Regions from separate parts of the Homo sapiens genome. Here regions 2 and 3 are each linked to region 1. The links are chromatin contacts, found by Hi-C or POLR2A ChIA-PET in ENCODE. All regions are on one chromosome and are shown on one strand. Each heading gives the region's core, a stretch centred on a gene start or an enhancer-like site at or near the end of the contact. The rest is flanking DNA. Distances are from core to core; before and after follow the strand shown.

Evidence for each region. A loop is a pair of places that touch in the nucleus more often than their neighbours do. ChIA-PET counts read pairs that join two places held with the same protein, here RNA polymerase II (POLR2A). Pooled maps may share reads with other maps.
Region 2: a pooled map shows a loop between it and region 1 (2.3-fold over the local background). The contact joins the promoter of VIPR1 here to the enhancer-like site in region 1. A Hi-C loop is called at or near these places in 3 of 37 single-sample maps with no recorded cell type and 5 of 50 pooled maps. POLR2A ChIA-PET finds 5 or more read pairs at or near these places in 2 of 52 experiments (K562 and activated CD4-positive, alpha-beta T cell).
Region 3: a pooled map shows a loop between it and region 1 (4-fold over the local background). The contact joins the promoter of NKTR here to the enhancer-like site in region 1. A Hi-C loop is called at or near these places in 2 of 50 pooled maps. POLR2A ChIA-PET finds 5 or more read pairs at or near these places in 3 of 52 experiments (GM12878, activated CD4-positive, alpha-beta T cell and activated T-cell).

The regions. Positions count from the first base shown.
Region 1 is chr3:42,195,374-42,198,282 of GRCh38, forward strand. The region is part of intron 10 of TRAK1 (trafficking kinesin protein 1); the gene reads left to right. Among named protein-coding and RNA genes, the nearest start is that of CCK, 69 kb to the right of the region's middle. RefSeq lists enhancers at 575-684, 765-894. Within about 2 kb of position 1,423, at least 3 of the 41 ENCODE cell types and tissues checked have a DNase peak (open chromatin) inside an H3K27ac peak, as active enhancers do; they include GM12878, where a contact is called at or near this core.
Region 2 is chr3:42,501,304-42,504,153 of GRCh38, forward strand. VIPR1 (vasoactive intestinal peptide receptor 1) reads left to right here and starts at 1,340. Exons shown (of 13, transcript NM_004624.4): 1 at 1,340-1,510. The coding sequence starts at 1,433. RefSeq lists an enhancer at 1-411 and silencers at 939-1,038, 1,099-1,598.
Region 3 is chr3:42,599,386-42,602,095 of GRCh38, forward strand. It overlaps NKTR (natural killer cell triggering receptor), which reads left to right and starts at 1,301. Exons shown (of 17, transcript NM_005385.4): 1 at 1,301-1,393; 2 at 1,599-1,679. The coding sequence starts at 1,622. It also overlaps a transcript of SEC22C not described here. RefSeq lists a silencer at 1,395-1,604.

The sequences.
Region 1 (2,909 bases), core at 173-2,672:
GCAAACTCAAGAACTCCTGTGTATTCCAGCTCTATTTCCATGGTTTGATGAAATGCTAAATGCTCTCTGAGGAGAGAAGAGCTTTTGAGAGAAACTCCCCCAAGTGAGATAGGAGCGGATGGCTGCGTAAATGCTCGTGAGATTCTGTCCCTTCTGAAATTGGCCTTTTCCTTGGAGCTCTTTCCCTTCAGCCCCCATTGCTGACCCCCAGCAGATACTATCCCCATCCCCCACTCCTTGTTGTCTGGCCCACCTTCCCTAAATCGTGATTTCTTTTCTTCTTTGCTCCCATGCATCAAAGTCAGGAAGTCAGGCTAGAATAGCCACCACCCCCTCTCCGCCTCAAGAAGCTTCACTGAAATCTGAGGGAAACAAAAAGAAAGACATATAACATAGTCAGCTTTCTAGGGCACAGATGGGTGATCCAGTGATTCCAGGAATCTCAGTAAAAGCAGCAAAGAATATTCAGTCCCCCAAGTTCCCTGATCTAGCGCTAACCACACTTGGCTCACACGCTGGCCTGTGTAGCTTTGCAGGCTCCTTACCTGGGTTCCCTCCTTCCTGGCTTGTCATCTTGGTGCAGTGAGCTCCTGGCGCTGTCTTGTTTCCTGGGCACCCAGGATCCACTCCACTGCCTTCCCCACTCTCAAGGGCAGACCTCTCTTTGAAAACTGAACTATTGTGTGAGAAAAGTCGAATTGAAATTTGCATTTCAGTTTCTTTTTGAGGGATTCTCAGCTTTCATATTTGCTGAGGTAAAGTTTTTGTTTGCCTTTTTCTGTAGCTCTTGGCACAGCCCAGTTTTTGAAGATGGCTATTTTTAAAGTGTATTATGCATTAAAGGTATTTAAAGCAGTCTAAAGATTGCATCATGCAGAACGCCCAGATCTGCCTCTTTTGCTCCTAGCCATTCTAATCGCTGAATAAAACAGTGAGTAGCAGTTTTTGCACAACTATGTTCCCAATTCTCTTGCCCAATGGCAGGAGTTCATCTGGGATCCACAGACGAAATTTGGGGGGGGCCTGTGAAATTAGTTCCTAATTGTACTCAATATTTCCTTCCTGTATGAAGGTCACCAGGTCACAGTGATATTAGCACTGCTTGTGACTTTGTCATCATTAGAAATCACAGGTATTTTTATGGCACATTTCTTTTTCTCTTCTTCTTTTTTTTTTTTTTTTGAGACGGAGTCTTGCTCTGTCATCCAGGCTGGAGTGCAGTGGTGCGATCTTGGCTCACTGCAACCTCCCTCTCCTGAGTTCAAGCGATTCTCCTGCCTCAACCTCCCAAGTAGCTGGGACTACAGGCATGTGCCACCACGCCCGGCTAATTTTTTTTTTTTTTTGTATTTTTAGTAGAGATGGGGTTTCACCATGTTGGCCAAGCTGGTCTCGAATTCCTTACCTCAGGTGATCCACCCGTCTCGGCCTCCCAAAGTGCTAGGATTACAGGCATGAGCCGCCGCGCCTGGCCCTATGGCACATTTCAGTTGTTACAGCTGCCTCACAACACCACAGATGCTGATCTCCACTTCAAAATGACAGCAGTAACCAGTCCTGAACTAATTTCTCTCTCCTTTCTCCTCTCTCTCTCTCTCTCTCTTTCTCTTTCTCTCTCTCTCTCTCTCTCACACACACACACACACACACACACACACACACACACGTTGTTATATTGATACATATCTGCCTTCTTTTATAATCATAATTTTATTTGCCTAAAAATATTATTCCAGGAAGGAGTCCACAGACTTGCCTGGATTGCCAGAGGGGAGAGGGTCATGGCCAAAAACAAGTCACAGAGCCTGCATGTGACTTTTTCTCAGTATGGCTTTGAAATTACAGTCATCCCTGAGTATCTGAGGGGGATTGGTTCCAGGACCCCCTGCAGATACCAAATCCTTCAATGCCTAAGTCTCTGATATAAAAGGGCATAGTGTTTGCTTATAACCTATGCATGCCCTTCCACATACAAAAAGATCATCTCTAGATTGCTGGTAATACCTCATACAATGTAAATGCCATGTAAGGAGTTGTTATACTGTACCGATTTTTAAATTTGTATTATTTTTTGTTTTTTTTCCCCCCAAATTTTCTATCTAAGATTAGTTGAATCTGAAGAAGTGGAACCCACAGATACGGAGGGCTGACTGTAGTAATTTGACACTTCATTTTTCTTAAGGTGTATGAAGGTCCTTTCTTCTCTATTTGTAAATTATGTGGTGAATAACAGTATTAAAAAATAAGCTGGCTTAAAAGATGTCAGACTCACCTAGGGAAGTCCTTACTGGACATAACGTTTAATGGCAATCTGTGGGTAATAATTACAAAATAAAATGCATATTTGTGAACAAGGACTGAAAAAAGCCTGCTAGCCCTTTATTCATCTCACTTCCTGCTGACTCCTGTGGAGTCTCCCCGCTTGGTTCCAGCCTCCAGACCGGAGCATCCGCATGGACCATGAAGCTGCTGAGGTGGATGCCCTGGAGTCCCCAGGCGGTATCTGCTGGGAAGCCACTGGCCACATGTGGCTGTGCAAATTTAAATCAATTAAGTTAAAATATAATTACGAATTCAGGTCCTCAGTCACAAGCCACATTTCTTGTGCTCACTAGCCACCCCTGGCTGGTGGTTTCCACATGTACATATGTCCCAGCACAGAGGATGCGTCCATCATCACAGGTTGTTCTGTTGTTTAACATGAATTTAGCCTTTCCCTTCAGGTTATCCTCCATGGATATCCTCCTCTGGTGCTGAACTGGTGCTTTTCTGCACACACTTGGTCCTGTGGGTATCTACCATGTGTAAAGGATTGTGTGTTAGGCTCCACCTCCTACAGTGCTGAGTGATGGGTGGTACAGGAGAGGGGACATCCATCTGGCAGCCTTTAATGTTGAGTCTCAGCTTGA
Region 2 (2,850 bases), core at 90-2,589, 310 kb after region 1:
CTGGTGGGTCCTCAGGGAGCTCCTGCGCGCCTGCTGTTCAGCCAAAGCCTAGCGCGGGACCTCCTTCAGGTAGCCGCACATTCTGCTCAGGGCTCTGGGACCCGCTGCCCTCTCCGCCTCTCCACTGAACTCCGCCTCTCCTTCTGTCACACGGCTCCGCCAGCCACTCTATCCTGCCGCCGCGACCACATCTCCAGCCTCGATTGTGCAGGCTCGAGCCCGTAGAAAGAGGGCTAGCAGCCACCTGCGCTTGGTCCACAAGAAGACGCGCTCCCAGGGCGCAGAGCTGGTGACCCCGCTCCCCATGCCAGGGACGAATAAACGAGAAAAGGGGCTGACCCGGTGTCACCCAGCGGCCGAGCAGCCGCCCCTTGGAAGCTCAGCACCAAAGGCAGGCGGCCAGGGTCCTGGCCCCTCTCTGGACCCCAGTATCCCCAGCTGTAAAATAGGGAATGCAGGAGGAGGACGACGTCTGTGGATCGTTTTAGGTCAGCTGCGGAGTCGGCCTGCGGGCTGGGAGCAGACCTCGCTCCCCACGCGAGGGCGCTGGCACTTCAGCCCAGCCTCCCTGGGGAGGTGCCCTGGACGAGACCCGCGAGGGTGCGGACACCTCATCCTCCCTGGAGCAGGTCTCCCGAGGCTTGAAGGGCCAGGGCACCCAACAGGTGCTGAGCGCGCCCCACCAGGTCACCCGGGAGCAGGGAACACCAAGGAACCCAGAGTCGGGCCTCTTTCGAGCCCTCGCTTCCTCTCGCCTGGCTTCTTCGGCGCGAAGGATGAATTGGGGTTGTTGAAAATTGATCAAACAACCCGATCTCTGTCAGCGCCTGGACACTTGCTGGGCCCCAGCTCGCAGCCTGGGAAGATAAGTGGCACTTCCTGTCTCGTAATCGGATTTGCGCGCACGAACCCTCGGAGACGCACAGGTGGGAAATGGGGAGGCTGGCGGGGAGGCCTCCTGGAGGAGGTGGCTCCGAGGGTAGACATGAGGAGCGCCCTGGGATGGGGCTGAGGGTGGATACAGAGGTGGGAGCTTGCGAAGGTCGTGAGCTAAGCATGGAAGGATGGAATGTGTTCGGGTCTCGAGATTCCCGGGTGATGAGCCCGGAGGGGCGAAGGCCTATAAATGTCTCACGACGGAAGACCAAGGTGTGGGATTGGCAAAGAGAGAGCAGAGCTTCCTCACTGGCAGGGGCTCCCCAGCCCCGCCCCATACCTGCGCGGCGGCCCCGCCTCCACCCATCCATTGGCTAGATCCGCCGCCCGTCAGACGAGCCCCCGGGGCCCGCCCCCAGCCCTGAGCTGCGCCTCTTAGCTCTGGGGCCACAGCGCCAGCGCCACTCTGCCAGGCTCCCGGCCATCGCCCGCCTGGTGCGCCGCCCGCCAGCTCTTTGCCCGCGCGGGGCCGCCCGCCGCGGGCTCAGGGCAGACCATGCGCCCGCCAAGTCCGCTGCCCGCCCGCTGGCTATGCGTGCTGGCAGGCGCCCTCGCCTGGGCCCTTGGGCCGGCGGTGAGTGTTCGCCCGGCCGCCCAGAGTCCCGGCAGCCTGGGGGTTGCGGAGGGCGGGGGAGGTGGGGGATGGCGGGAGCCGGGCCGTCTGTGCGCGTGTCTGTGTAAGAGGAATAGGGGACATCAAGCATCTCGACTCGCCTCCTCCCACCGCTCCAGACCGAACCTAGACGCGAGGGCTGGGATATTGGTCGTGCCCAGTCCCTCCCAGCGCAGCCCGGAGCAGGCACAGCATCAGTGGAGGGGCAGCGGGGAAGAGTGGGCCCCAGACTTGCCTTCCTTGTCGTGGTTGTGGGTGCGCAGCGGGGTGGGGCGGCCAGTGGGTGCAGAGTCAGGTACTGCGGCCGATTGAGATGGAAGGTTTGGTACACCGTAGGTGAGAGGGAGGATGTGAGGGGCCGTTCTTGTGTGCTGTGACCGTCTGGAGGTGCCTGTGGGCTGTCAGCATCAGAACCAGTGCTGGGGGCCCCAGGACTTGAGAAGGGGTTCTTGGGATCAGGTGAGTGACAGGCACATCCCTCCGTGTGCCCTCCCACTGAGCAAAGCAAAAAGGTACCAGACCCCAAGGTGGAAGCTGGTGGGCAGTGAGGGGCTAAGGGTGGTGGTTAACAGGAGGGGCCAGGCCTGTACATGGAGAGAGCTGAGCAGGGAGCCAATGCCAACAAGCAGTGGCCTCCCTCTTCCTCCCACTTCTGCTTCCTCTCAACGTGGGTATGTGTATGCCCTTGATACATGTGTACTCGTGTGCCCCATGTGTGGGTGTGATATGTGTTCCTGTGGATGGCTTACCTGGGCTGGGAGGCAGATGCTGATTGAGGCAGGAGATGCATGGATCATCTCACTCTAGAACAGGGGAGACCTCAGCACTCATTGAGTCTACTGAAGCCCATTTTACAGATGGGCAAAGCGAGGTCCAGAGACACAAGAGCCACATCTGTCTCCCACCAGTTAGACCTAGACAAAGGTTGATTTTCTCCCTACCCCAGACTTTGAGTAATCTAGAGTTGCTGCTTAGGCAGGGCCTTAAATGCCCACTCCAAGTTGGCTGGGGGAGGGTGAGGAATCTTGATTATCTAGTTCATTCTCTCCCATGGTCACTTCCCTTACCATCACCTCCACCAGAGCAGGTATCTCTGTGTTTCCATCTAGCGGATGTCTTGAGCACCCTGGGAATGGGAAGCTCATTGCCTGTCCTAGGAGCGGACCTCTGACAATTGGCAGGAGCCTCACCTCCACCCATGACAGCCATGAGACCCACCTCCTGAGCACTCAAAATCTTACCAAGCTCTGTCCCAGAGGCCACAGCTCTGGCACAACTTGCATGAAGCCTTCAGGCCTCTC
Region 3 (2,710 bases), core at 51-2,550, 400 kb after region 1:
AATTCAATGTATAAGAGTCTTTTCAGGCCGGGCGCGGTGGCTCACGCCTGTAATCCCAGCACTTTGGGAGGCCGAGGCGGGCGGATCACGAGGTCAGGAGATCGAGACCATCCCGGCTAAAACGGTGAAACCCCGTCTCTACTAAAAATACAAAAAATTAGCCGGGCGTAGTGGCGGGCGCCTGTAGTCCCAGCTACTTGGGAGGCTGAGGCAGGAGAATGGCGTGAACCCGGGAGGCGGAGCTTGCAGTGAGCCGAGATCCCGCCACTGCACTCCAGCCTGGGCGACAGAGCGAGACTCCGTCTCAAAAAAAAAAAAAAGAGTCTTTTCAACAAACGGTAATGGAACGACTGTATATCCCAATAGGAAAATGTTGACACTTACTTGACAACATAAGCAAAAATTAATGATATTAGATCATATCATAGACTTACACGTTAAAGACTATGTAAAACATATATGAGAACACAGAATATCTTCAAGAACTTGAGGTAGGCAGAGATTTCCTAGCACAGGAAAAGCACAAACCATTAAAATATAAAACTGACCAATTGACTTAATCAGAATTAAAAACTTCTTTGCCAAAAACGTCAAAACAATGAAACGACAGGCCCAGATTGGGAAAAAGACTTCGCAATCATTTATGTAACAAAAGATTTTCATTCAGAGCATACATATATCTAACAAAACATTTGTATCCAGAACTGTTAAACACGAAGGACCAGATTTAAAAACGGGCAGAAGACTGGAACTGAAACTTCACAAAAGATGCAGAATGGTCAGTAAGCACAGGACAAAAACGGTGCCAGTGACGCTGGTGCCAAAGCGGGAAGGAACGCATTCTTCAGCCTAAAAGACCTAACAGTAGGACACGGACATAACCACTCCCGGCCAAAAAGAACACAGAGCAACACAACGTCTTGGCTAACGAAAACTCAAAGCCTCAATTCACTCAGTTCCTTCACAGCGCTCGGAAACAGAGAAGTCTCGCGGTATCGGAAAATGCGCGGCGCTCACAGCCACACCTGACGAGATGGAGGGCGCAGGCGCATCCACGGCTTTCAGATTGGGCGACTGACTTCAAAGGGGGGGGCAAACAGGGAACGCGCAGGTATAGGAGCGCTGGCTGGAGGCTCCTCGAGAGCTCCCCAGACACGCCCCCGTGCGTACGCCCCCGTGCGTACGCCCCCGCTGCCGCCACCTTCGGTTGACCACCCCCATCTAGACTGTACTCTCGCGGTATTTGTCCCGACTCTCGCGGGGTTTAGCGTGGCATTGGGAGGCCCGGCCTGGGGGAGGAGACGGCGTTCCGTTAGCGGCGTTGGGGTTTGGCTGCAGTGGCAGTGCTTTCTCTTCTGCTCACGGGGACCCGCTCAGGCTGGAGGCCAGCCAGGTGAAGAGCTCGCCCGCATGCGTGCGCGCTGCGTGGGAGCCGCGAGGCCCGGGGCGGGAGGGGGCCTCGTCTTGGCCTCCTGCGCTGTCGCGACGGGCCGGCGTGAGGCACCGTGGCGCGGACTTCGTCTCAGCCCCGCCCTCGCCCCTGCCCTCGCCCCCGCCCTCGCCCCTGCCCTGACCGCTTTTCTCCCCCTCTCTCCCAGCTCTTGCCGCCACCTCGGTCGCGATGGGGGCGCAGGACCGGCCGCAGTGCCACTTCGACATCGAGATCAACCGGGAGCCGGGTGAGCTGGAAACTGGGGAGCGCTGCTGGGGCCGAGGCCTGCCTTGGCGAAGGGGAGGGGTCTACCCTCAGCAACCCTCCCCCGGCCTTTTTGGGAGCGGGTAGGAGGCGCAGGCAACTTTCCGTTTTCTCTTGAGAGAAAATCAGTGGGAGAGGAAGGTGGCCTGGGCACACCCCTAACTCGCAGTCCGGGCCTCTTCCTGCCAAACCCCACACACCCCGCTGCATCTCCGGACTGAGTCCTCGTAGCCAGCCTGGCGCCAAGAAAAGGAGGTGCAGTTCTTTGAGGACTTTTTCTCTCCCAGTGTCTCCGTGAGGCAGACACTCCCGATCCGATTTCCGGTTATCTTGCTTGGTGCTATGAAGTTTCAACTAGTAGGAAATATTGTGTGTTTCCTAATCACGATATATCACTAATATGTTAATTTTGCCTCTATTTTTCCTTAAGAATCTTTAGCTAGAATTTCGTGGTTCCTGGGAAAATGGCTTAGTGAAGATCTTTTGTGATAAACCAGAGCATTTTGTACCAGCAGAATTGCAGCATGCATGCACTTAGCATTAATGTTTGTCTTTAGGGAATCCAGACATTTGTTAGTGTATTTTTTTTAAATGAAACATTTCCTTCTAAAGCATAGTTATTTCATTCTAAGTAGCAGAGCGTGCAGGGTTTCAAACTGTTTTCTTAGCTTTTTTTGTTATCCGTGACAAAAGTTTTAATTGGAGACATATATATATGTGTTGTCTTTGTGCAACATCTTGTTCTGCATATTCTTATGAGAGCCTGCTACTGTTCTAGGGTCTGGAGATAGAGCAGCGCATAAAACAAAGGCCTCTTCCTTTTATAGTTTATATTCTATTGGGGGGAAGACGGACAACTAGGAAAAAAATAACAGTGACTTGTAGTTGGGATACTATTTTAATAAGTTGGTCAGACAAGGCCATTTTGAGAAGATGAGATTTAAGCAGGTATCAGAAGGAGATGAAGTGAGCCGTATTTAAGAAGAGCATTCGTGGTAGAGGGAAACAGCACAG